Linked DNA regions of Homo sapiens: all the other regions are linked to region 3. Evidence: chromatin loops called from intact Hi-C (ENCODE). Cell type or tissue: natural killer cell. All regions are shown on one strand.

Region 1 (8,000 bases), 190 kb before region 3:
CAGGGTGTGCAGTCAACCTCACATCATCCATTTATGACCAGCCACGGTGGAGAAGGACTTAATTCATACGCCCCATCTCTAGCTCCCTTCCTCTGCCCAATGTGTGCTACTTTTGTACCTATTTTAATGTCTCTATTGTTTAACTTTGCATATGTAAATAATATTTCTGGGCCTCTATTTCTGGAGCCATTCGGTAAGATAAGAATATTAGTATTCCTATTTTCCCCCCATCTTTGTCCACCTCTATCTCCCAATTTCTTATTTCTTTCATCTTTGTCTTCTATTTTGTCCTTATTATTAAGCCTTTCCTATTTTGTCTATGAAAATGAGGCTCAGTGTTTATGTTGTTGATTATGTGACTTTGTTCCCCAAGGAGTGTATTGTGAGTGATCATAGTTCCTTCTCTATGGTTACAATATCATTACTCCTGTGCCTCTAATAATCAAATGCTTCCAGCATCAACAGTAAGAGAATTGTCCTTTCTTACTCTCTACCAAGTCTTCCAAATCACGTCAAATTTTAGTTTGCTTTATATTTGAACCATTAACTTCTTTTTTTTGAGAGAGAGAGAGAGAGAGGTTCTCATTCTGTTGCCCAGGTTGGAGTGCAGTGGCACAATCACGGCTCACTGCAGCCTTTATCTCCGGGGCTCAAGCAATCCTCCCACCCCAGTCTCTGTAGCTGAGACTACAGGCGTGTGTCACCACTACCAGCTAATTTTTGTATCTTTTTAGAAACGGGGTTTCACCATGTTGCCCAGGCTGCATTAACTTCTTATCAAAGGTTTTTTTCTTCCTCCTTCTCTTTTGGTGTTTCTGATTATTTCATTTGCTTTGGAAAGAAGCACAGGCCTCTTCACCATATTCCTAATATCTTCCAGCCTCTTTTTGTATATTTCTCAGAATCTATTCCTCTCTTCTTTCCTGACATTCTACTGGGTCCCTGATTCTCTATTCTTGTTTGTTCAAAGGGTTTCCTGGACCTGCTGCACACAGGTCATTCTGGAATTCCTTTACATTATTAGATCCTTGAGTTAATTCTACCAGTTTTTATCCTGTAACATTCTTCCTCATGGTTTCTAAGCTGAAATATACATTCAATAACTTCTCAGAAAGGAAGCATGAGAAGTAAATTTCTGAGTCCTGGAATGGCTGAATATAACTTTTTTTTTTTTCCTTTACCCTTGACTGATAGTTTGGCTGTCTGTAGAATTCTAGGTTCAAAGCCATTTAGACTTAGCACTTAGAGATGGAATATAGTGATGAGGTTAAAATCCGATCTCTGGCATGAGGCTGCCAGGGTTTAAATTTTAACTTTACATTTCCTAGAACCCAGCAAGTCACTTAATCTCTCTGTGCCTCGGTTTTCTCATAAATAAGCTAAGATAAAAATAGTACCTACCTCATGGAGTTGTGATGAGGATTAACCAGTTTACATATGTAAAATGCTTAGAACAGTGCCTGCACATCGTGGGCGTCATGTTAAGTGTTGGCTATTATTCTCTGGGCCTCTATCGTTGCTATAGAGTATTATGATGTCACCCTTATTCCGGTTTATTTGTCAGAGTCAATGTTCTGGTTTTTGTGAGCTGATGTTCTAGTTTCCATAGAAATATCCAGGATCTGCTTTAATCTTTAATATTCTTAAATTGCTCAATTCTATATCTGCTTGATATTCTCTTAGCTCTTTCAATTTAAAGACTCGGTGTCCCTTTTTGGCTCTGGGGACTTTTAAAATGTAATTATTTCTGCAATAATTCCCTCCCCTCCATCTTCTTTCTTTTCTTGTTCTGGAACTCCTACTCTTAGTTGGATATTGGGCCTCCTGAATTGATCCTGTTTGAATATTTTTTTCCTCCCATACTTTATGCCATTGTCTCCATGTTCTGGGAGATTTTCTTAACTTTGCATTTCAAGCTTTCAATTGATTTTTTAAAATAATTTTTAGCAATAATCATTTCCAGGAGCTCCTTCTCATTTGCTGATTGCTTCTTTTCTGTGGCACTTTCTTTGGGCTTTTGGAGCATTGCTACTCCAGCCTTCCTGTCAGCTTGTGGGGACCCCAGAGATGTTTCTGCAGAATTCTTGGGCTTTTGGAAATAAGATTTGAAAATCTCTGACCTATGCATTTGATCAAAAAACTTTATGGGTTTATTGGGCCATTACCAAGATGAATGAGTTATAATCTATAATCTCAGCCCTCAACAAACTACTCTGATGCACAGACAAACATGGAAAGAAATAATGACAATAGGACAGGTGCACAAGAGGTCCTTCCAGAGGGAAAATAACCAACAGCCTGTTGGAGATCAAGAAAGAGAAAGCCCTTGAACTCTTCTTAAAGTAGTGTGCAGGAGAAGCTCATACGGGTTCATGAACGGACTGGTAAAATTTCAGGAATTTCGTGAGCTGGTTGTCAAACAGTTATTAAAAATTAACTTAGGCAAATTTACAATTAAATACATTATAACAAAAACAAAGCTAATGAATGCCAAAAATTCATCACTTCCTATTTATCCCATCTTTCAATTACCTATGCTGTTGAGGTTGTTTACATCTATTGTATATGTATGGCAGAAATACCATATGAAGGTGCGCTACTGAGCATCTCTGTTCAACACCTCCTGCAGTAACTCATGTTGGTGGCTTGAAATCAGCGATGGTGGGAATATTTACATCAAACAAATTGACAAATGCTACAAATCAGAGCCTGATTATTGTTTTGTTGATAGTCTAGAGTTAAGAAAATAATGGAGAAAATGTTAATGTAGATTATACTTAAAAGTATGTTGTGCTGGTAGCCTTTAATTGTAAATAGCATGAAAAAGAATTGAGGACATATTCTTCCAATATTCAAAAACTATTCTTTAATTCAGCAAATAAGTCACTTGTGTCATTGCCAAATGAATGAAATTCATGCCTCCATTGCTCCATTCCTATCAAACTTATTAATGTAAAAGAAAACAGCAAACATTCACACAGGAACTATACTTATTTGGTAATTGTAATAATAATTTAACTATAGATACAAAAGTTTAGGAAGTATCAACAAAAGCATCCTGTGAGAATCAATTTACTAGATAAAATTGATAATAAAAAATACGTATATTTTATTATTAGTTGTAAATTGTGTGCTACAATCCTTGATGGCAATAAACTTTATATTAACTTATGTGTGTATATATGTATACATATATTTGTTTCTGGAGAACCAGTTGATAACACTTACCAGCACACCACGGAGAATAGTGGAGCGTGCCCAGGCCTGTAATCAGACAAACCTGGGCTGGAGTTCCAGTGCGTTCATTTATAAGCTGTGTGACCTTGGGCAAGTTATTTTACCTTTCTAAGTCTCATCAATAAAATGAAACTGTGGATGCAATGTGCTAATATTGATTAAAAAATAGTATGTTGCAGAGGTTAAGAATTCATGCTCAGAGATTGGGCTGCCTCCATTTGAACCCTGGCTCCCCGCTTACTAATTGTGTCACACTGGCCCAGTTGCTGTTAGATGGTATATTAGTCAATGTTCTATCTGAGAAAGAGAGCCAGTAGTAGATGATATACATCAAGGAATTGGCTTATATAATCACGGGTTCTAGCAAATCTGGTCTGTAGGGCAGGCCATCGGGCTGGAAACTCTTGAGCAGAAGCTAATGCTATGGGTCACAGGTGGAGTTTCTTCCTCCTCAGGAAAACCTCAATTTTGCTCTTAAGGCCTTTCAACTGATTGGATCAGGCCCACCTAGATTACAGATGATAAACTCTTTTACTTAAAGTCAAGTAATTGTAGGTGTTAACCATGTCTACAAAATCCTTCACAGCAACGCCTAGATTAGTGTTTGACTGAGTAACTGTGGACTCTAGCCTGGCCACGTCAACACATAACACTAGCCTCACAGATAGGAATAGTGAAAGCAAACACTTTATGGGGTTCTTACAAGGATAGAATAGAGCAGTACTCAGAAACCACTCAGATAGCACCTGGCCCGAGTAAGTGCTCATTAAGCTACAAACCTCTGTTCTCGCTAGAACTAAAGCTTGCTTCCCAGGCAGCCACGGCACAAGGAAGGGCCAGGGACCCTGCATAGGAAGGTCTGGTTGGAGCCCCAGCACATCACTGACTGGCTGTGGAGATGGCTGCCTGAGGCCTTGCCCAGAGGAAGCTGAGAGAGAAGAGATGGAAGAGAGCCCACGGCTCTGGGACCCAGCAGAGCACATTCAGATGGAAACCAGCTATGACTGGGTGACACCTCTCAGGGCTCCTTGCGGGGCAGGACTGTCTGGCTTAGTGGTGAGAGACTCATGGCCGGAAGATGAAGTGGTTACAGGTGTCAGACAGGAGGGCTTGCCGACGGCGGGTGGCTGTGGTGCATGTTTCATTAGCTGCTGACTGAGGATTTCTGTTGCTTTCATTTGCTGCCTCAGCCAGTAGCTAGGTTTAAAATAAACTTCAGGAGATCAAACTCAAATCCCCAAACCAGCATCCCTAGGCCCCAGGCAGGCCTCTGGCACAACCATACAATCTGCAGAGTTTATCTCAGGCAGCTCCAATAGATGTCACCTTAAATGTCCCACTCCCCTCCCTTTGAGCCCTCTCCTCCAGCTCTGAGACCTCTGGCTCTTCCTTAGATTCCCTCCTCAAGTCTCTGTCCCAGCAAGCCCCATTCCCTCTGGGGCCTGCTCCCAGCTGCTAGCCTTCCTTACACCTGCTCAGCCTCTCACAGCAGAGCTGCGCAGACCTAAGAGGGCAATAGACAGAATTGACTGCTCTTGGTTCATGGCTTAAGGTGTCACCACTCCCAAGAAGATCTGGGGGCCCAGGAGAGAAGCCTGCCAGAAGAAGGGAGTCATATCGCTCAGTGGGGGGATGCCTGACCCCTGAGCCTCTGTGCAAGGCAAGACTCGAGCACAAAACACACTTGCACACAAGTGTCAGTCTCCTAGGAACTACCAGAGCTGGGAAGAGCCCAGAGCCATCTTGCCTCACTCTTGTCATTTTCACAGATGAGGAAAGCAAAGCTCAGGGAAGCGAAATGACCTGCCCTCCCTCTCACAGCTAGGAAGCCACTGGGTAACTGAGCCCACATCCAATTTCCTGGGGCGTGGACCTCGCCCTGCCACAGTCAGCAAATGAGCAGGGGCAGCTTCCCAAGGCAGGGAACCACCAAGAATTCCAAGCAGGCCACACAAATCTCTGATTCCTGCCTTCCCTGGGCAGCCCCACCCTGGCCCTGACCTGGTGGCCTTGGCAGCCTCCTGGCCAACCCTGCTTTCTAACTCGGAGCTGAACAGGCTGGGCCTCCAATCACTCCAGACGCATGAGGACTGAGCAGTTTTACTCTGGTTTGCCAGGGCATGGGGGAGTTGGAGCCAAGCTGTGCCCCTCCAGGGACAGATGGCCAACCTGGGAGGGCACTGCTGAGGCCAGTCAGATAAGTCCTGCCTATGGTAACCTCAGGCCTCACCTGCTTTTCACCTGGCTGCCTCACCAGCCCCACCACCCACTCACTGTGTCCTCTCCAATGGGACCTACCCTATACCCCAAGCCATGCTGTGGCTTTAAACATGCAGCCATGGCTCCCTTGGTCTGCAGCCTATTATTTCACTAACCCTCCAGCTTTCCTTTTCAGGTCACTAAATTCAGTGGTGCTGCCCCCATGCCAACTCCCACCTCTAGTTCCAATAGCACTTTATCTATTCTTCATAGTAGTTTTTGGTGTATTGTTTTAGTTTACACTTTCTGTTCTTTTAGACTGTGAGCTACTAGTCTCATATGGTTCTATTTATCATTGAATGCCAGAATCTAGCTGGGTGTTTCTGGTACCAGCTGTGCTCAAGATACTGTTTTGTGAGTAAGAAAAAGGATGGACAGAGGGTAGATGGATGTTGAATAAATGAATTGATGGATGATTGTTGGATAGCTGGATGCAAGGATAACAGAATGATGCAGAATAGATAGATGGGTGGATAGATGTTGGATCAAAGCATGGATGGATGGATGGATGGATGGATATAAAGATGAAAGTGCAGATGAGTAGATGGGTGGATATGAGATGAATGGGTAGATGAGTGGATGGATAGATAGATATGAGATGGATGGGTAGATGAGTGAATGGATGAATATGAGACGGATGGATAGATGAGTGGGTGAGTGACTATGAGATGGATGGGTAGATAAGTGGTTGGATAGATATGAGTGGTTGGAGAGTGGTTGGATAGATGAGGGGATGAGTGACTATGAGATGGATGGGCAGATGAATGGATGGATGGATGGATATGAGATGGAGGGGTAGATGAGTGGATGAGTGAATATGAGATGGATGGGTAGATGAGTGGGTGGGTGGATAGGAAGTGGATGGGTAGCTAAGTGGATGAATGGATGGATGGATATAAGATGAACGGGTAGATGAGTGGAGGGGTGAATATGAGATGGACAGATAGATGAGTGGGTTGGTGGATATGAAGTGGAGGGGTAGATAAGTGGATGAATGGATGAATGGATATAAGATGAATGGGTAGATGACCATGGATATGAGATGGATGGGCAGATGAATGGATGGGTAGATATGAAATGGATAGATAAATGTGTGAATGGGTGAATATGAAGTGGATGGGTAGATGAGTGGATGAACGGATGGATGGATCTAAGATGAATGGGTAGATGAGTGGGGGGTGAATATGAGATAGATAGGCAGATGAGTGGATGGGTGAATATGAGATGGATGGATAGATGAGTGGATGGGTGGATATGAAGTGGATGGGTAGATGAGTGGCTGAATGGATGGATGGATATAAGATGAATGGGTAGATGAGTGGAGTGGTGAACATGAGATGGGTGGGCAGATGAATGGATGGGTGGATATGAGATGGATAGATAAATGAGTGAATTGGTGGATATGAAGTGGTTGGGTAGATGAGTGGATGAGTGAATATGAGATGGATGGGTAGATGAGTGGATGGGTGGATATGAGATGGATGGATAAATGAGTGAATGGGTGGATATGAAGTGGATGGGTAGATGAGTGGATGAATGGATGGATGATAAAAGATGGATGAGTAGATGAGTGGAGCGGTGAATATGAAATGGACAGATAGATGAGTGGGTGGGTGGATATGAAGTGGAGGGGTAGATGAATGGATGAATGGATATAAGATGAGTGGGTAGATGAGTGGAGGGGTGAATATTAGATGGATGGGCAGATGAATGAATGGGTGGATATGGGATGGATGGATAGATGCATGAATGGGTGGATATGAAGTGGATGGGTAGATGAGTGGATGAATGGAAAGATGGATATAAGATGAATGAGTAGATGACTATAGGGTGAATATGAGATGAATGGGTAGATAAGTGAAGGGGTGAATATGAGATGGATAGGTAGATAAGTGGATAGGTGGATTAGTAAATGAGTAAGAGGACAACCAAAGTGAACTTCTACCTCTGTTGAGCTTCTGTTTTCCCTGCTCATTTGAAGGCCTAGAGTATGACTTTACCATATGACGTTTCCAGAGTACCTCCCCATTCCTCAGACCCTACTGAGCCACCTCTAAGAGAAGGCATAGCACAAAGTATTGGTACCACTTGATGAATGAGGAAGCTGAGATCTAGAGCTGTTAAGGCTTCTTTCTGTTCAAGGACACCCAGCTAGTGCAAAGCAGAGTGGAAATCAGACTGCTGGCTTCTCACCTCCACTCCACCGCAGGCCTCCATTGCCTGTCTCTGAGGACTGGACCTGGCCAAGTTGACCCCACACACCTGTCCCCACTGTGGCCCAGGCCCCCGTTTGGCGCCCAGTTGGCTGCATGTGCATCATGACTTGTGAGAGAGCGGTCAGCCCCACCTTTCCACACAGGCCCTGTCTGACTGGGTTCTTTGATTCCTCCAGGAAGGAAGTGTATTGAGAGAAAAATTAGGAGAGATTAGACCCCTCCTCCCATCCCCACTGGACCAAAGCTGGCCCTGTAAGTCCATGGCTGCACTGAGGAGGCAGGCGCGGA
Region 2 (8,000 bases), 470 kb before region 3:
GGTGCTGGCTTAAGTGCCCTGGGACCTGGGAGTGACTGGTGAGGAAAAGAGGCTTGGAAAGCCAGAGGGGACCCAGAAAGGCCATACCAGCTTGACTTACTGCAGCCTGGCCCAGCATCAAGGATTTGGGACCTGGAACCTGACAGATCAAGGACTCTGCACAACTGTGTGGCATATTTCTGAACCTCTCTAAACATCATTTTGTCATTTATAAAATGGAGATAAGAACAATTCCTTTTGGGAGGCTTTCATATACACAAAAGCAGACTAGCTGTTATTATTCTTTACAATTTCGCTGAGACCTTAGCACGGGCAGACTGTGTGTGTGTGTGTGTGTGTGTGTGTGTGTGTGTGTGTGTGTTCTGCCCCCCCTTCTGAGTGTTCACCCCATCTTTGCTGTACTATCTCTCTCCAGACTGAAACAGAGTGCAGTAGAAAGGAGAAGAGTCAGGAGTCAGAAGACCTGGATTCAAATTCTGCCTTTGTACTGGATGAAGAACTGTAGACAGGTCCTCATTGTCACCCAGAGCCTCACATATAAGGGCAATAGATGGGACGATAATCGCTAAACCATGAGGTTGCTGTAAGAATGATATAAAATAATATATCAGCAATAATAGTCCACGTTTCCCCTACACTTACCAGTGTGCCAGGCACCCTTAAGGGCGTCACACACATTATTTCAACCATTACAATCTTTTAAGTATCCCTACTTCTGTAGATGTCCCTACTTCTGTAGATGTCCCTACTTCTATAGATGAGAAAACTAAGGCTCAGAGAGGTTAAGCAACGTGGCCAAAGGTCACACAGCTTGTATGTGGCAGAGCATGAATCTGAATCCAAGTGGCGACTACTTCACTACTTTACTGGGCACAGGATCCCAGCACATCCAAGTTGGAAGATACCTTAAAAGCACACCAGGTCCAACCTGCTGTTGACTGCTGAGGAGCCCGAGAGCCCCACTCCTAAGTTGTGTTACAAATCAAATCTCCTTTTCACCCTGACCTGCATCGTAACTTCCCAGATGATTCTCTGCATCTGAAGGCCTTCACCAGACACATGGCATCCACAGAGCGAGTATGGTTCCCTTCAGAGGAGGGCATCGAGACCCAAAGAAGCCAAGTAATCTGCCCAGGACCACATAGCAAGTCTCAGGCTGAGCTGGGAGTCCAGCCTCCTCCTGCAGGCTCTTTGCTGCAAAGCCTTGTGTTACATGTACTTGGTGGGGCTGGGGGCATTTGATGCTGGAGAGAGGGTAGTGTTTCTGAGACCTCTGTGTGTCTCTAAAAGCATCTAGGTATGACCCTTGATGGCTTGTGATCTAGATTCTGATTAGATGTGGGCAATAATTTCTCCTCCTCTCCCTGAGACCCAGCCCAATGTGGAGCTTTGTGTCAAGTATGGCTGCATTCCTGTTGTGCCCATCCCAGTGCCAGCTACAGACTTGGTGGCCCATGGAGTGGCTCGCACTGCTGGTTGTCTACTCAATATTCATTCAGATTTCTGTATCAAAGTGATATCAGCATGCCCAGCCTCAAGTGATGAAGTGTGATGGGTCTAAATCCATCATGGTAATCCGTTTCCTCTTTGCCAGTGATAGGCTTGTGAGTTGCCGAATGACACAGTTCCAACCAACAAGATGGGAAGGAAGTAAATGGGAACCTCCAGGAAAGATTTTCCTCCCGAATGAAGACACGTAAGAGAAAAGAGCCCTGGGCCCTCTCCCACTCTCCCTTCCTTCCTGCTGGTGATGCTTTTGGGAAGGATATAATGCCTGGAACCAGGGTGACTGCCTTGTGACCATGGGGCAACACCTGCTGAGGATGTCACAGCAGGAGGATAGAGAGAGCCTGGGCCCTCACTGACATTGTTGAGTTGCTGCACCAGCCTTGGAACCACCTGCCTTGTCAACTAAGATCACATATATATATGTACTGGTTATGCCATTATCTGTTTGGTATTATGTTACTTGAAGCCAGCATATCCTAATCAATAAAAGGGATAATAAAGGAACTGGGCATGGTGGCCCACACCTGTAATCCCAGCACTTTGGGAGGCCAAAGAGGGGTGTATCACCTGAAGTCAGGAGTTCAAGACCAGCCTGGAAAATATACTGAAACCCTGTCCAGCCTGGAAAACATACCGAAACCCTGTCTCTACTAAAAACACAAAAATTAGCTGGGCATGGTGGTGGGCACCTGTAATCTCAGCTACTTGGGAGGCTGAGGCAGAAGAATCACTTAAATCCAGGAGGTGGAGGTTGCAGTGAGCCAAAATTGCACCACTGCACTCCAGCCTGGGTGACAGAGCAAGACTCTGTCTCAAAAATAATAATAATAATAATGATAATAATAATAATAATAGTAATAAAGGGATCTACCTTATGAAGTCAACACTCTGATATCTGTTTTACATAAAAGAAAGCTAAGGTTTGGAGAGGACACTGTGATGCAGGGCAGGCGAGCCTTGCAGAGCAGGGCTACTCTGGGCACACTGCCTATGGGGTAGCCCTGCTCTGCAAGAAGCAGTGCCTCTGCTGCTGCTCTCCACTGCCACATGGATTTTAAAAAGCTGTCTAACACCCCAGCTCACCTTTGAATTCTTTCCTGAGTGAAGCCAAGAACCCTCCTGGGCTAAGCCCCAATTTTGGGTCTCACCTGCTCTGCATCAACTGAACTTTCCCACTTTATACACCCCTCCCTAGCAAGTAGAGAAAAAGGGATTTAGACCTCGTTCCATCTGACTCTCAGGTCTGTGTGCCAAACCACCACACAGAGAGGGCTGGCTCCTGCTGTAAGTATATCAGATAAAAAAGCTGATTTCTCCTCCTCTCCTAGATCTGTCTCTAAATGACCCTATTTCCAAGTATGCAGTGAACATGCATTTTGGAAAATGTCCTGTCAGACAGATGATGTGTTTCGGAGTTGAGAAAAAATAGAGATGAATGGATGGGGTCTGTGTAGGATAAAATGAGTCCTGCCTGTCAAAGCCTTGTGCTATCTTTAGGGACCCAGGACGCTCACCTGGGAAGAAGCAGTGAAAAACACCAGGAAATACACATTGTCCCCCTCTCTCCTGTCTGGATCCTTCAAGGCTAGTTCAAGTGACCTTTCTTCCAAGAAGTCTGCCCTGACTGTGCCAAACAGAACTGGGCTCCCAGGGCATATGTTTGCAAACTTCTTACAATGGGCAGATTTTTAAAGTTATTTATGTGCCTATGTACCCCTTCTCATAACTGAGTGTGAGCTCCTGGAAGCCCAGACTGTGTCTTAGGGCCAGCACAGTTCTGAGTATCAAGTAGGAGTGATGCAGCGCAGGCCAGCCCCAGACTGGGGCTTAGCCCATGAGAGTTCTTGTCTTCACCCAGGAAAGAATTCAAGGGCAAGTGGGTGGTAGGATAGAAGAAAACAGCTTTCTTGAAGCAGCAGTGTTACGCTCACATAGGCAGAGATTAGCAGCTCAGAGCAGTTCTGCAGTAATATTTATACCTACTTTTAATTGCATGTAGATGAAGGGGTGGTCAATGCAGAAATTTCAAAGGGAACTTCTGAGTCATCAGGTCATTGCCATGGGAAGGGGTAGTAACTCCTGGGTGTTGCCATGGCAATGGTAAACTGACATAACACACTGGTGGGCATGTCTTATGAAAGCTGCTTCCGCCTGGTCTCTCTCTTAGCTAGTCCTCAATTTGGTCCAGTGTCTGAGCCCTGCTTCTGGAGACAAGTCCCACCCCCTACTTCAGGAGTGCAGGAAATGCTTTCTGGTTTAACGTGACATCATTCAGTGCTAACCACACACTCTGTAAAGACAGCTCCTCCCAGGTTGGGTTCATCCTCTATTGTGACACACACACACACATAGCCCCAGGGCTCAATACAAATCTTTTTCCACCAAAGGGAGCTTCTTTCACCAAAATGTGGGGTGTTTGTTACGGGGCACACCGAGAAGCACAGTGGTCATGTAAACCTCGGGGAACCCAAGACACCAGTCATCACAAAAGACAGCCGAGAAGCTTGGTCTTGGCTGAGGTCCAGGCAAGAGTGAGAGGTGGAGGGAGCAGTGAGGGGTGGGATGGGGGGTGCTGGGAGGGGTGATGATTCCCTGAGAGGAGCCCAGTGGGAACCAAATGTGGGGATCTATGGGACAGCTGGGGTTGGCTTCAGAGAGCACTAGGCACCATAGAAATGGCAGCTTCACAGCTTCCTTCCTTACTCCAGCCAGGCACCGCTGCCTTGGCCCAGGCCTGTGGAATGTTCCAGAAGCTAAAATGCCCTTTGTCTGGGCCTTACCCTTCCCTGGAACACAATGGCTTGTGCTTGAAGGGCTCGGGGTTTGTGATTCCTCAAGTAAGCCAAAGAATCAACAGCTTCCGGGGCTGCCCCTCAGCGGCTCCTATCCACGGTTATTTTTAGTCGCATTTAATTTGGCAGCCAGGAGCACTTTTGATTTCACAATGATTAGTTAGAGCTTGTGTGTGCGCTGTTTTTCTTCTTACCACCCGCCTGTCTCCCCCAAGGGGACTGGGTGTTGTTTTGACTTTTATGTGTTACAATAAAAACTTTCATTGTAGCAAAATGTTTGCTCGTCAAAATTAGCTTGGTTAATTCCAAAGAATTGTTTCATCTTGGCTCCACAGACACGGGGGATCTTTTTTACAAGAGGAATTGGCCACCAGCCAGCTATCTCCGGGACAATTCCTCTATAGTGTTCATCCTCCTGGAATTTACCTTTAAAGAGGAAAGACCTGCCTTCACTTACCAAAGGAAAGCCGAATGCGTCCCCGGGTTCATGTGCTCCACAGCAGGGCAGGGAAAGCCAGCGACGAGTGTGGATTTGGTTGTGTTGATTTTAGAATCACAGGCCTGGAAGAAAGCCCCACAAAGAGACACATGTGAGGGTGTACACAGACACAGCTCACACAAGCACACACCCACAGGTGTCACACTCATGGCACGAATAGACACACGCTCACAAACACACAGACCCACGAGGGCAGGGCAGCTGACTCTGCATACACGGGAAGAGAGAGACGCAGAGGCCTGAGCGCCACGCCAGTCCAGGTGGAAACGCTTGAGCCGCCTCACCTGCATTTGCAGGGCTCAGCAGGCAAGCTAAGCCTCGCCCCGCTGAGACCCGCCCACGTAAGCGAGGGTTGGGGACACCACCTCCAAACAGTCTCAGTTATCCTGGGGCCTGGGCTCAACGCTCTCCCTTGCATGACCGACCTCCCACTCCTCGAGGAAGCTGGCACTCCTGAGCCCGAACCCAGGCCAAGCTGACCCCTCTGGCAGCTCTACCCTGTGCCATCACCACTCCCTCGCCACAAGCTGAGATCGTTGTTAAACAAGAAGGCACAGGAGGCTCACAGATGCCCGTGACAGTCAACAGACCAACGTTAAGTGGAGTCTTTGCACAAACTGTTGGGGAGGCTCAGATGAGAGGTTCACCGCAGCAGGGATGGAGGGACAGGCAAGAGCCGCATAGAGTTGGAAAGTCATCTGACCTGCGTCTACACCGCTGGGACAAAAAGGGGTTGAGGCAGATATCATTGCCAGACAGACTCGCTGGTAACACTGCTCCTTCTCTCCCCTCTGCCTCTCCACGCCCCGTCACCACTCTCCCTACTTGGAGAAAAGGGACAGTCAACATCTAAAGGGGAAATTGGCCTCTAGGCTATGTATGCATTCCCTAAATTTTTATCAGGTGCCTACCCCCAGGAACTGGAGATATAACAGAGTACAAAAGAGAGCTCATGCCCTCTGGGCACTGGTAGGGGAGAGAAGCAACCAAGGGCTACACAGTAACATGCAGCACTGACCAAGGTGATGAAGAAGAAACTCAACACCCACCCCACAGGGTGACGGCAAGTGGTGAAGGAACAGGCCCATCATGCAGGAGGTCTGGAGGCACCGAAGGGACTGGGGAAAGGGAGGATGTGAGTGGGAGCCAAGAGGGTGTCTGGGAAGGGCAATTCCAAGCCAGCCGATCAGAGCTGACGAAGCTTCAAGGCTGGGCAGGCTGGGCGGGCTTTAGGAAGTCGATGTGGCAGTGCTGAGAGAGTGGAGGGGAGAGTGGAGTGGGGGTAGTGAGCCTGGAGAAGTAGCCGGAGGCCAGGTCTTGTAAGGCTTCATGGATGCGGTGAGGGCTTTCGAGGTCAGCCTTCCTCTCTAAGCACCAGAAAGCAGGCAGCCTGGCAGCAGCTTGCAAAACCTCTGGCCCACTCTTCAGCTGCTGGTGCTCTTCAATCTAGAGGTTTCCGTGGCCAGAACTTTCAGTTCCCTGGCTTAGGGACTAAGCCCTCCTTCTTAGTCCCCATTAGGGAAGGGACATGCAGAAACTGCTGGAAAACTCTTCCTTCCCTGCTGTGTGCCAGCCAGGCTTGAGGACTGTGACAAGGACCTGGCCTCAGAACCCAGCTGGGTAGAGGGGCAAAAGCAAGCTGTGGATGGAGTCCTGCGTATGGCTTCCCTTGCCCAGCTGTGTGGCCTTGAGTCACTCACTTGCCCTCTCTGAGTCTCAGGTTCCATCACTGTCAAATAGAGATGCTCCACCACAGAAGCACAAGGGTCAAATGAGCAGCAGAAGTCATTGTAAAATGGGAGAATCCTGCTTATCTGGAAGTTTTTACTTTAAAATTGTTTCTCCCCTGCAGGCTCAGACAGGATGCTGGCTGCTGTGTAGGGAAAGCAGAAGGCTTCTCTGATGAGGGACCCATGCCTCCCTCCCCTACCCCACCCCCCATTCTCCCTGCTCTACAACTAAGTGGCTTCAACTAAACGCTGAGGCCAACTTAGCGGCCCTGCACAGCCCTTCTGGTATCCAGTTTCTCACCTGAGATTTCTGCCCAGGCATGGGTTTCTTGCTCCTTCCAGACCCAGAGCCACAGCCCGAAGAGCAAACCAGCTGTGCTCTCTGAGTGGCAGCTGGAAGAGCCCTGAGGAGCCCAGGCCCAGCCTATGGCCAGGATTCAGAAATGGGAGGATGAGGCCACCAGGCTTCCTCCCATGTCCCCCAGTAGCCCACAGCCTGATTGCAGCTTTGGGTCAGGCTTCCTCTTTGCATTCCTTAATTACTTTTTTAAAAAGTCGATGATCCTTAAAATTGATGCTGCTAAATCCCCTCATTTTTAGATCCTAAGGATGTGTATCAATGGTAAATGGGTAAAATATAAGAAAACATGAGGGGATGCTGAGGGAATAACTAATACAGACAATCAAGGAATTCTGCAGACCTAAAATTCATTACCCCTCAAAAAGACAAGACTTGGCTGGAGAGTGAGCAAGAGTGTAGGGACAGTCACACCTGGGGACTTGTGGCTGGGCACATGAGCAGGAATCGGCTTCTAAAGAGTGCTGGGGAGTGAGGCAGGGGCCTGCCAGGCTCTGGGCGCCCAACCTGATACCTTTCAGTCTCCTGCTTTCACTCTGGCCCACCTGAGCTCCAGCTGGGCTTCTCCACTCACCACAACTCCACCAGCCTTTCCTGGAAGTACTGGCCGCTCAGAGGAGCGGCAAGGTTCAGGGAAGGCAAGGCAGCACAAAACGGTGAATCTGCCTGGGCCCCACCCCTGAGGTGGGCATAAGCCCCCACTGAGCAAAGTCCATACACTGAGAGGCCAAATCCCCAGCCAGAGATCAGCAGTCCTCACCTTCCCTTCCCTGCCCAGCCGGTGTCCCCAGACCCTGCACTGGGCACTGAAGGTACAAGATGAACAAGACCCCATCTCTGCCTTCAAGAAGGTCAGTGTCTCTCTCTGAAAACCAAGTGTCTGGGCCCTGGTGGCTGGAGACAGAAGAGGACTGCATCATGGGGGAGGGAAGGATGACAGAGGGAGGCTGGTGTTCCCAATCCCTGAAGGATTCGAGGTTCTTTTCTCATAACCAGGAGGTCCTTCAGGACCCTGTGGATGAGCCTCAGACAAAGCACCTGCCTCCATGTTTTCTCCTCTTAATTATTTACTGAGCAGTTATGTGCCAGTGTGCCAAGTGCTTTACACATAT
Region 3 (8,000 bases):
ATTAAGAGATCTGGCACTCACTCACTTGCCCAGCAAACTTCTGACCAGCACGGAGCTTATGGATTAGGCCACATCTACCTACCCTTCAGCCCAGGTGACTCTGGAACCACAGGCAATGGAGCCTTATTAACCTAACCCCTCACATGGCTAGCACATATGTCCATGATGAGCATAACTCATGCATCATGAATCCCACAGCCACCTGGGAGGCAGATGAAGTCCTAGCCCCCATCTAGAGAGAAACAAACTGAGGCCAGAGCAGTGAAAGCAATGCTCTGAGACGTCACAGAATCAGTGACAGATGCTACGCTCAAACCTACAATTTTCTGACTTAAAATACCATCCCTTCCAATTTTCCTAACATCCCCACCCTCTGGTCACTAAGGGGCAAGAAAGAGATGAGGGAACATGGTTCCCAGGACACCCCACTTAAAACAAGCGGATTTTTCCAAAAAAAATAAATTTACTTAAAATAGATATACTTATTTAAAATAAAATACATGGAAGATAGCTTTCCCCCTTCTCTCAATCAATAGCCCAGAAGCACAAGATCCTTGACCTGAGAGATTTCAGGTCCAGAGGGGATGGACTAGACTAGGGCTGCCAGGTTAGCAAACGACCATACAGGATGCTCAGCCACATGTGAATTGCAGGTGAGTAACACCTACACCACTTGGGATATACTTATACTTAAGTGTGGTTTACCTTGAAGTTCAAGTTTAACTAGGATCCTCTATTTTATCAGCCAACCCTAGACCAGATGCCACTGGGGAATGGGAGAGAGGGGCAGCCAGGCCAGAGGGGTGCAGGAAGAGCCTGAAGCCCTGCCGCGCGGGGAGAGAGGTGGGAGATGAAGCAAGAGACCTACATGGGAAGGTGGGAGTCACGGAGGCCTTGAGTGGGATGAGTGTTTTCTTGAGGATTATTCTGACAAACATGTGAGGAATAAGCTGAGGGGGGAAGTGGGGACGTGGGGGGTTCAGCTGGTTAGGGAGGGATGCCAGGGTGCCTATGGGATGGCGGTTTGTGCATGGTTGCCTGGCGGAGGTTGGGGGAAGGAGTGGATTCTGGATCCATCCCGAAGGTGGAGCTGGCAGAAACGCCGCCTTCCCCTGCAGCTCCCTTTGAATCTCTGGCCTTGGTCCTTCCCAGTTCTGCCCCTCAAACACCCGCTGGGTTCCCAGCCCCAGTTCTGACTTCCCCTCTCTTTCTTCTCCCCTGTGTCCTCCTCACCCCATTGCACTCTGAGTTAACAAAGGCAAGGAGAAAGAGTCACTTTGTTCTTTCTTTCCCCAGCTCAAGGCCTCCATGCCCCTCAGAGGATCCAGCGATATGGCCCAGGTCCCACTTTCCTGGGAGAAGCTGTCTCCACTTCTCCCCAGAACCCGGTGCCAGAGTAGGAAAGGGGTCCTGCCTGCCATCCCCAGAAGCAGGAGGCTGAGGCCCTCGAGGGGCTATGGCTCACCCCTTCCTGCCTGGGGAGGACTAAGATACCAGCGCACCCAGAAGCTCAGCACTTACCAGCCCCACTGCTGGGAAGTGCTCCCTGCTATCCAACCCCTGTTTCTGCTGCACTTTATACCCATCTCCTCGGGGCCGAATCTCAGAAGGAGATGGAGAATGCGCGTCCTCCTGCTCTAGACCAGTGGTTTCAGATTTGTTCCCCAGTTAGGCCACTGTAGGGGTGGGGAGCTGAGGGACAGGTCCCACTCCAACCATCCAAGTTCCACTTATCCATACCTAATAAACTGGGGCCCCTTGCAAAATTATCTTTTTTAAAGGGATCCACTCGTGAAAATATCCACCCATGTACATGTGAAAACCACAGATAGATGTGTAAGGGATGCTCTGCTCTCTACATAAAGACTCCTCAATTTCAGCTTTCCCAGCTCCATGTCATCTGACCCCTCCTCCCTGAGCCTCTATGCCTCCTCCTGTCACCGTCCCTGAGGCTTGGGCTCACTGACCCTCTCTCTGAAGATCTCTCTATCAGAATCCCTAACACCACATTGGGCGTGGATTATTGCCCCATTTTACAGATGAGATCACTGAGGCCCAGAGGTTGCAGAACCTGAACTGGATCCTGGGGGTCTGGCTTTGGATGCTGGCCCCACATGGGCTTCTGCTGCATCCCCAGCCCAAGCTGCCCATCAGGATACGGACCCAGGGTTCAGGAGTCCCAAGGCTGAGGGTGGCCTGACCCCTTCTGGAGGAGTCAGCCTCAGAGCTGGGAGTTCCCTGGGGGCCATGCTGTCATCAGTGGGGGCCAGACTCTCCAGCAGGGAGAAGAACAAGGTTTCTGCGGTCTCAGCCCTGGAGACCAATCCCTGGTGTGCCCTCCTTCCTACAGCACCCAGGGACCCGCCGCTGCCCCTCACCTATGAGCTGATGGGAGAGAAACGTCCGCCATGCTGGGAGACAGCTTCCAGCTGAGCAGGATGCTCCATCAGCTCTGTCGCTCACCCACACACATGCCGAGAGAAGCACAGCCCAGCTAACAGCAATCTAGTGAGGTCCTATGTCGCTGTCCTGTGCCAACCATCAGGGAGCCCAGAGCCATCCAGTTCAGTGCTTCTTGCCCTTCACTGGGCATCAGAATCAAAACCACAGAGGCTCAGAAGCACCCACAGAGGTTCCTTGACCTAAGGTGAGGCTTGGGCCTCAGAATTGTTTAAAAGTCGCCCCCGTGATTCTCCGGGCAACCAGGGTTGAGAACAACCATCTGGTCCAAAGCGTCCGTGTCACAGAGGAGGAAAGTGAGGCCCAGAGGGAAGACCTGGTGACACATCAAGATAGGGCCCAGGACCACTGGTCTGGATTCAGCAATCTTTGCACCCACAAACCAATGTTCCCACGTATTCATTCAGCCCTGGGTTGTGAAAGGTGCGGAGGGGAGGGGAGAATGGCCACTGTGGAACCAGCGTCTGAAGGAAATTCTGGCCTTCCCTCCTGTCCTCAACCCAAGTCCTCCCTCTCAGATACTGCTCCATGAGTCACACAGTGAGAAGGTGATTCTGTGTAGGCAACCACAGCTGTTTCTCTGCCTCAGTTCACAGTTCTAAGCACCTACTTCATGCAGAAACTCTTGCTAAATGCTTTGCTAGCATTATCTCGTCTAGAAGATCTGCTGTTTCCAGCCAGAACTGCTCCACTTTCACCAAGAGAAAAACACGAGCTGGCTTCACCCGACTTAGTAGTCTTGCCCTGCTTAACACAATCCAAAAGGTCTCTCTTGGACGTTGTGACAGCCAAGAGGAGCCGCAGTTCCTGCTCAAGGCAGGCAGCATCCGGTCTGACTCTGAGCCCCACCATCTGCCTGGGCAGAGCTCAGGAAGGCACAGAGCCAGCCATCAGGACCCCTGAGTTCCAGTCCCAGCTGTGTCACTGGGCAGCTATAGGGTCTTGGGTAGGTCATTTCCTTCCCTGGGCCTAAGTTTCACCATTCCATAAATGGGAACATTGAACTCAATCAGGGATATTGAAATGTGTTTTGTGGGACAACACTTTCTTCGCATAAAACCGCAAGCGGAACACACAGACCCCCATGGGAGTGGTAGAGGAGCAGCCAGGGTTCCAGAGTTGGGCACTTGGCCCCTCCCAGCCACTTGCTCTCTGAAGACACTCCCTAGAACTCTCCAAAGCCTCCTGGTTTGGTCTATAAAGTCTCCTTTGATTCCGTCATGTCCTCCTGGTGTATGACCGGAGACAGGGGTTCGGAGGAGGGCAGTAGGGAACATAGGGGTTCTGGTAAGGTAAGGGACAACTTAGGGAAAAAAAAAAAGAATATCTGCCGTAGGGTAGGGTCCAGAGTTCCTTTTTTCCGATACAATCAGGAGAAGAAATTCCATACTCATTTGGTGTGACTCTAATGGCTGCAGAGGCAAGACGGGAAGGAGGTGACAAGGCCCCCAGTGCACCCAGGTAAGGGGAGGGGGCCCCTGGGAGGAGGTGGGGCCTGCCAGCATCCTCGGTTCACACCTGGAAGAGGTCACCGATCTGTAATACGTAGGCCGGGGCTCCCATCGTGGATCCCCAGGAATACTCTGGTCTGTTTCCTATTCTGTGAGAGGGGCATACCGGGGCTGCTGGAAGGCTATGGGAAACATGCAGAGGCTCAGAGCAGGGCCTAGCCTGTCTCCAGCAGTTATGACTTCTCAGCTGTGGTTTTCTGTGTTGTTATTTTGCTCGCTTGTGGTTTGTAGGCTCCTTTGATTGGGTGGGGGCAGGGCAGAGTCATCTAATTCTTAGAGCTGGTGGAAACCTCATTTTAGAGATAAAGAAAGAAAGTGAGGCTCAGAGAAAGAAAGGTCCTTGCCCAAGTTCACAAGCTGGGGCTCAAGAACCCCAAGTCAGAACCAAGCTGGGCTCGGGCCCCAAACTCCAGACTCCACGAGACCCTCCCCACAGGCCAAGCACAGGCCTCCCCATGGCCACCGGCTTCCTCCCTGCTGCTCAGCCCACTGCCTGCCTGCGTGGACGCGTCCTCCCATACACCCTCCACCCACCCGGCCAGTGGTGAAATCACTAACCCCTAGGGCAGCCTTGGGTTCCCGGGTCCTGATTCAGCCTCCCACTGAGAGCACAACCCCCTGGCCTCACTGTGCCAGGGCCTGTAATTGCTCTAACTGCCCCCTGGGGAAGTGGGGCAGCCTGGTCTTTGTCCACATGAGTCAGGTTTCCAGAGCAGAAACCTCAGGCAGAGCCACATCGCACAGCCCAAGCCCTGCCACCACTCCCCACAAACCACTTCCTGCCCCTTTCCTGGCACCACCGGCCTGAGGCTCGTGGCAGCTGCACGGCCCTAGTCTCTGCTGCTCCACTGGCCCCAGCCCACCCCTAGCCCACTACCACCCCACCCACCCACAGGCGGGGCAGGGCAGGACTCTGTCTGTCCAGGTGGGCGGGCCACAGGCTGGGTCACCCAGGCAGTGGAAACCCCCAGCAGGAAAAGCAGGCCTGGCTGTTCATCAGTCCTGTCACTGTCTGTAATTTGGTTGTCCGCAGGTCCTCCACGTCTGTCCACAGCAGAGAAAGGAATGAAGATGCTGGGCTGGCAGCTCCCACCCATTCACCCAGGGCTGGGGCCCAGCTGTGCCAGTCTTTCCAAAGGAAGCTTCAAGGAGAATGGAAAGAGCACTGGATATAGAGTTAGATAGATCTGGGTTTCAACTCCACCTACCTCATTGCCTTACTGTGATCCTGATCAAGTGATTTCAGTTTCTTCATCTGTAAAATGGGGAGCATAACATCACCCCTTCCAGATGTGTTGGGAGGAGTAACTGAGCTAATACACAAGCCTACACAGTATCTGGCACATAGTAGATGCTCAATAAATATGAGTGTCCTTCTTCTGCAGCACGATGACAGGGGTTCTGGTGAAGCAAGGACAGGCAGCAAAGTGTTGGGAAGAGCCCTGCAGTGGGAGTCAAGAGGCTTTGGATCCAATCCTGGCACTGCCTCCAACTTGCTGTGTGGTGTTAGGCCAGTTGGAGCACCTCTCTCATCTTTAGTTTTCAAGCATAAGTCTGGGATATGGGAGCAGATGGTTTCCAAGGTCTCCCTCAGCGGTGACACTCTAGGACAGGGGCTTGGTGCTGATAGGATAGTGACACTGCTCAGGGTGATGGGAACGGTGAGAGGGATGTGGTCGTGACCATTACTAGGTGCACGGTGCAGCTCATCGGCAACAGTGAAGACAGCAAAGCCAGTGGTGGCCCGGGCTGGGGCCCAAGCTCGCTCAGGCAGGGCCCAGGAGGTATCTCCAAGGACACTATGCTGAACAGTGAGAGTGGCCTGCGCTCAGGACAGGTGGGCACCCTCCACCAGCCAGCCTAGCCTCACCCACCATGCTCAGGAATCAGGCCCTTGTTCCCACCCAACAGGTGAGCACCAAGAGTCCCACGAAAGACTGAGGACCTCCTCTACCTTCAGGGAGTTTCTGCTGATGGAAGACAGACTTCACAATGCATGCTCATTAATTATTAACCATCATAACCACACATCAGAACATTGATTTACTGCTTGAGGTCGTGCCCTGTGTTAAGCCCTTAATGAGCATTATCTCATTTAATCCTCCTGACAACCCGGGATGAGGTCATCACTATCATTATTTCTATTCCGCAGCGGGAGGAAAATGAAATGCAGAGAGGTTATGCTCCCTGGCTCCACTGTAAGCAGCAGAATAAGGATTCCACAGAGGCTCAGGGGGAGCCTTGGGGCCTCCAGAGGAAAGGATCTTTCTGCTGGGAGATTGGGAAGGTGTCCCAGAGGTGGGGACATGCGAGTCAGGTGATGACAATCCTGGTTCTCATTTATCAAGCACTTGCTAATGTCACGCACTTCTAAGTCTTTAGGGGAGATTCTCATTTAGTCCTTACTTCCACCCCTGTGGCAGGTACTATTATTATTCCTGTTTTACTGAGGCACAGAGAGGTCAAGCCCTACCCTGTGCAGGGGAAAAGGAGGCCAAGCAGAGCGAATGGCTTGGAAGGTACCATGCTCAGGAAATGACAGGCGGTTGGTGTGGCTGGAGGCTTAGGTGCTGGCAATAGAGGTTAGAAAGGCAGGCAGGTGGGGCCAGGTCATGATTCCCCCACCTTCCCCCACAACACCCCCTGGGAGGAAGGGACCCAGGTCCTAGCCTCGCTCAAGAAATTGGCATTCAAACTTAGGGGCCTCCCCTTCCCGCCCAGTTCCCAAGGAGGCAGCCTGTTAGTCACCCTGTGACTGATACATTCAGACTCAGAGTAAGCAAACAGATCATAGGGGCCCCTAATCCCCTCACACCCAGAAAGCTGGGGAGAGGCTAGAGAGACAGGCCTGGAATCCATGGCCTCCGGGGGAGATAAGGAAACCTCATTCCACCCTCCTTCCCCAAACCAGTAGAGCAAAATGCCAGCGTGATTCATTTTTTGAAGACAGAATAAACAAGTCCAGAGAAGAGATTAAGTCTTTGTTTCACCCGACTCAAGACAGTTGGAAAAGCAGAATTAGAAATGCTGCAACCCAGGGTTGGCAAACAGAAAATTAGTGGCAGATTAATTTCATTGTCTCACTGGGGAACAGAATCCTGTATGTTAAGTATAGGTTTCAAGGGAGATTAATTTCCCATCTCACCAGGTTGGAGGGAGTCGCCTGCAGGGAGTTCACTGGAGTTCTCTGCCTCTGGAGAGCAGGGAGACCAGTTTCAATGGGGGAGAAGCAAGAATCCCCAGGGTATCACGACGGGGCTGAATGGGTTGCTGGGTCCAGGCCTCTCCTGTCAGCCCTGATAGCTGGAAGGGAAGCTCTGAGCTTTCAGCAACCCAGTGTACTACATCACAGCCCCTCTACATAGCTTTGCCTTCACGCGAAGGTATGCTCAGACCCATTCCTTCCTACTCACAAGCCCTTCTGTGCTCATTCTGCCCTTCCTTGGAACAGTCTTTATCTAGTGTTTACTAAGTGCCAATGCTTCCCTTAGAATCATTCGGTTAACTCTTGCAACAAAACCAAGAGGAATAACCATTATTATTTCCACTTTACAGATGAGAAAACTGGCACACAGAAAAAGATAAGTAGTAGAGCTGGTAAGTGGCAGAGCCAGGATTTGAGCCCAGGCCATCTGGAAACCAAATCTGTGCTCTTCACTTCAAGTTTATGCCGCTCCAAATACAGGGTTTGCTTAAAATGGAGCATGCTTGTACTACGTGGTGTTTCTCTGGGCTATTGTAGTGGCCCGTCTTGGAATGGTCCCCACCCTGCCCATAGGCTCTGCCCAAACTGGAAGCTTCTCGGGGAGAGATTGGAAAGTGGTCATTGGACCTAATGTGGTGGCCCCAGCTGCAGCTTCTACAGGTGGAGAGTAAACCAGGCTGGGCCACGCCAAACCTGCTCCTGTAGGGGGATCTGCCCACCCAAGCAGTCCAGTGCTGGCCAGGAATGGGTGTGCCACTGCCCTTGCTGTGGGGAAGGCAGGGTGGAACAGCCCAGGCTCAGCCAAACCTCAAATGGCAGGCTGC

The links. Hi-C counts contacts between places; a loop is a spot of excess contacts. Peaks named below come from ENCODE experiments on the same cell type or tissue, not always from the same donor. Only the 100,000 strongest peaks of a DNase experiment are listed, where the experiment ranks them.
Region 1: it touches region 3 in a loop (7-fold over the local background); 3 of 110 quality-filtered maps call a loop at or near these places.
Region 2: a loop joins it to region 3, with 4 times the contacts of the local background. A loop is called at or near these places in 3 of 110 quality-filtered maps.

The regions. Positions count from the first base shown.
Region 1 is chr15:70,296,397-70,304,396 of GRCh38, forward strand. LOC105370878 (a long non-coding RNA gene) reads right to left here and starts at 1,490. Exons shown (of 2, transcript XR_932424.3): 1 at 1,402-1,490. RefSeq lists enhancers at 4,063-4,192, 4,413-4,482, 4,503-4,602, 4,798-5,299. In natural killer cell, no CTCF peak of the experiment used is centred here; DNase peaks (open chromatin) are centred at 3,885 and 4,315; H3K27me3 peaks cover 5,996 bases.
Region 2 is chr15:70,019,639-70,027,638 of GRCh38, forward strand. It overlaps LOC101929129 (a long non-coding RNA gene), which reads right to left and starts at 5,059. Exons shown (of 5, transcript XR_001751593.2): 1 at 4,989-5,059; 2 at 4,759-4,862. RefSeq lists an enhancer at 3,465-3,634 and a cis regulatory region at 3,550. In natural killer cell, no CTCF peak of the experiment used is centred here; a DNase peak (open chromatin) is centred at 3,733; H3K27ac peaks cover 808 bases.
Region 3 is chr15:70,488,264-70,496,263 of GRCh38, forward strand. No RefSeq gene overlaps it. Among named protein-coding and RNA genes, the nearest start is that of LINC02205, 14 kb to the right of the region's middle. RefSeq lists enhancers at 4,078-4,127, 4,539-5,083. In natural killer cell, a CTCF peak has its summit at 158; DNase peaks (open chromatin) are centred at 3,278, 4,198 and 4,708; H3K27ac peaks cover 633 bases; H3K27me3 peaks cover 1,351 bases.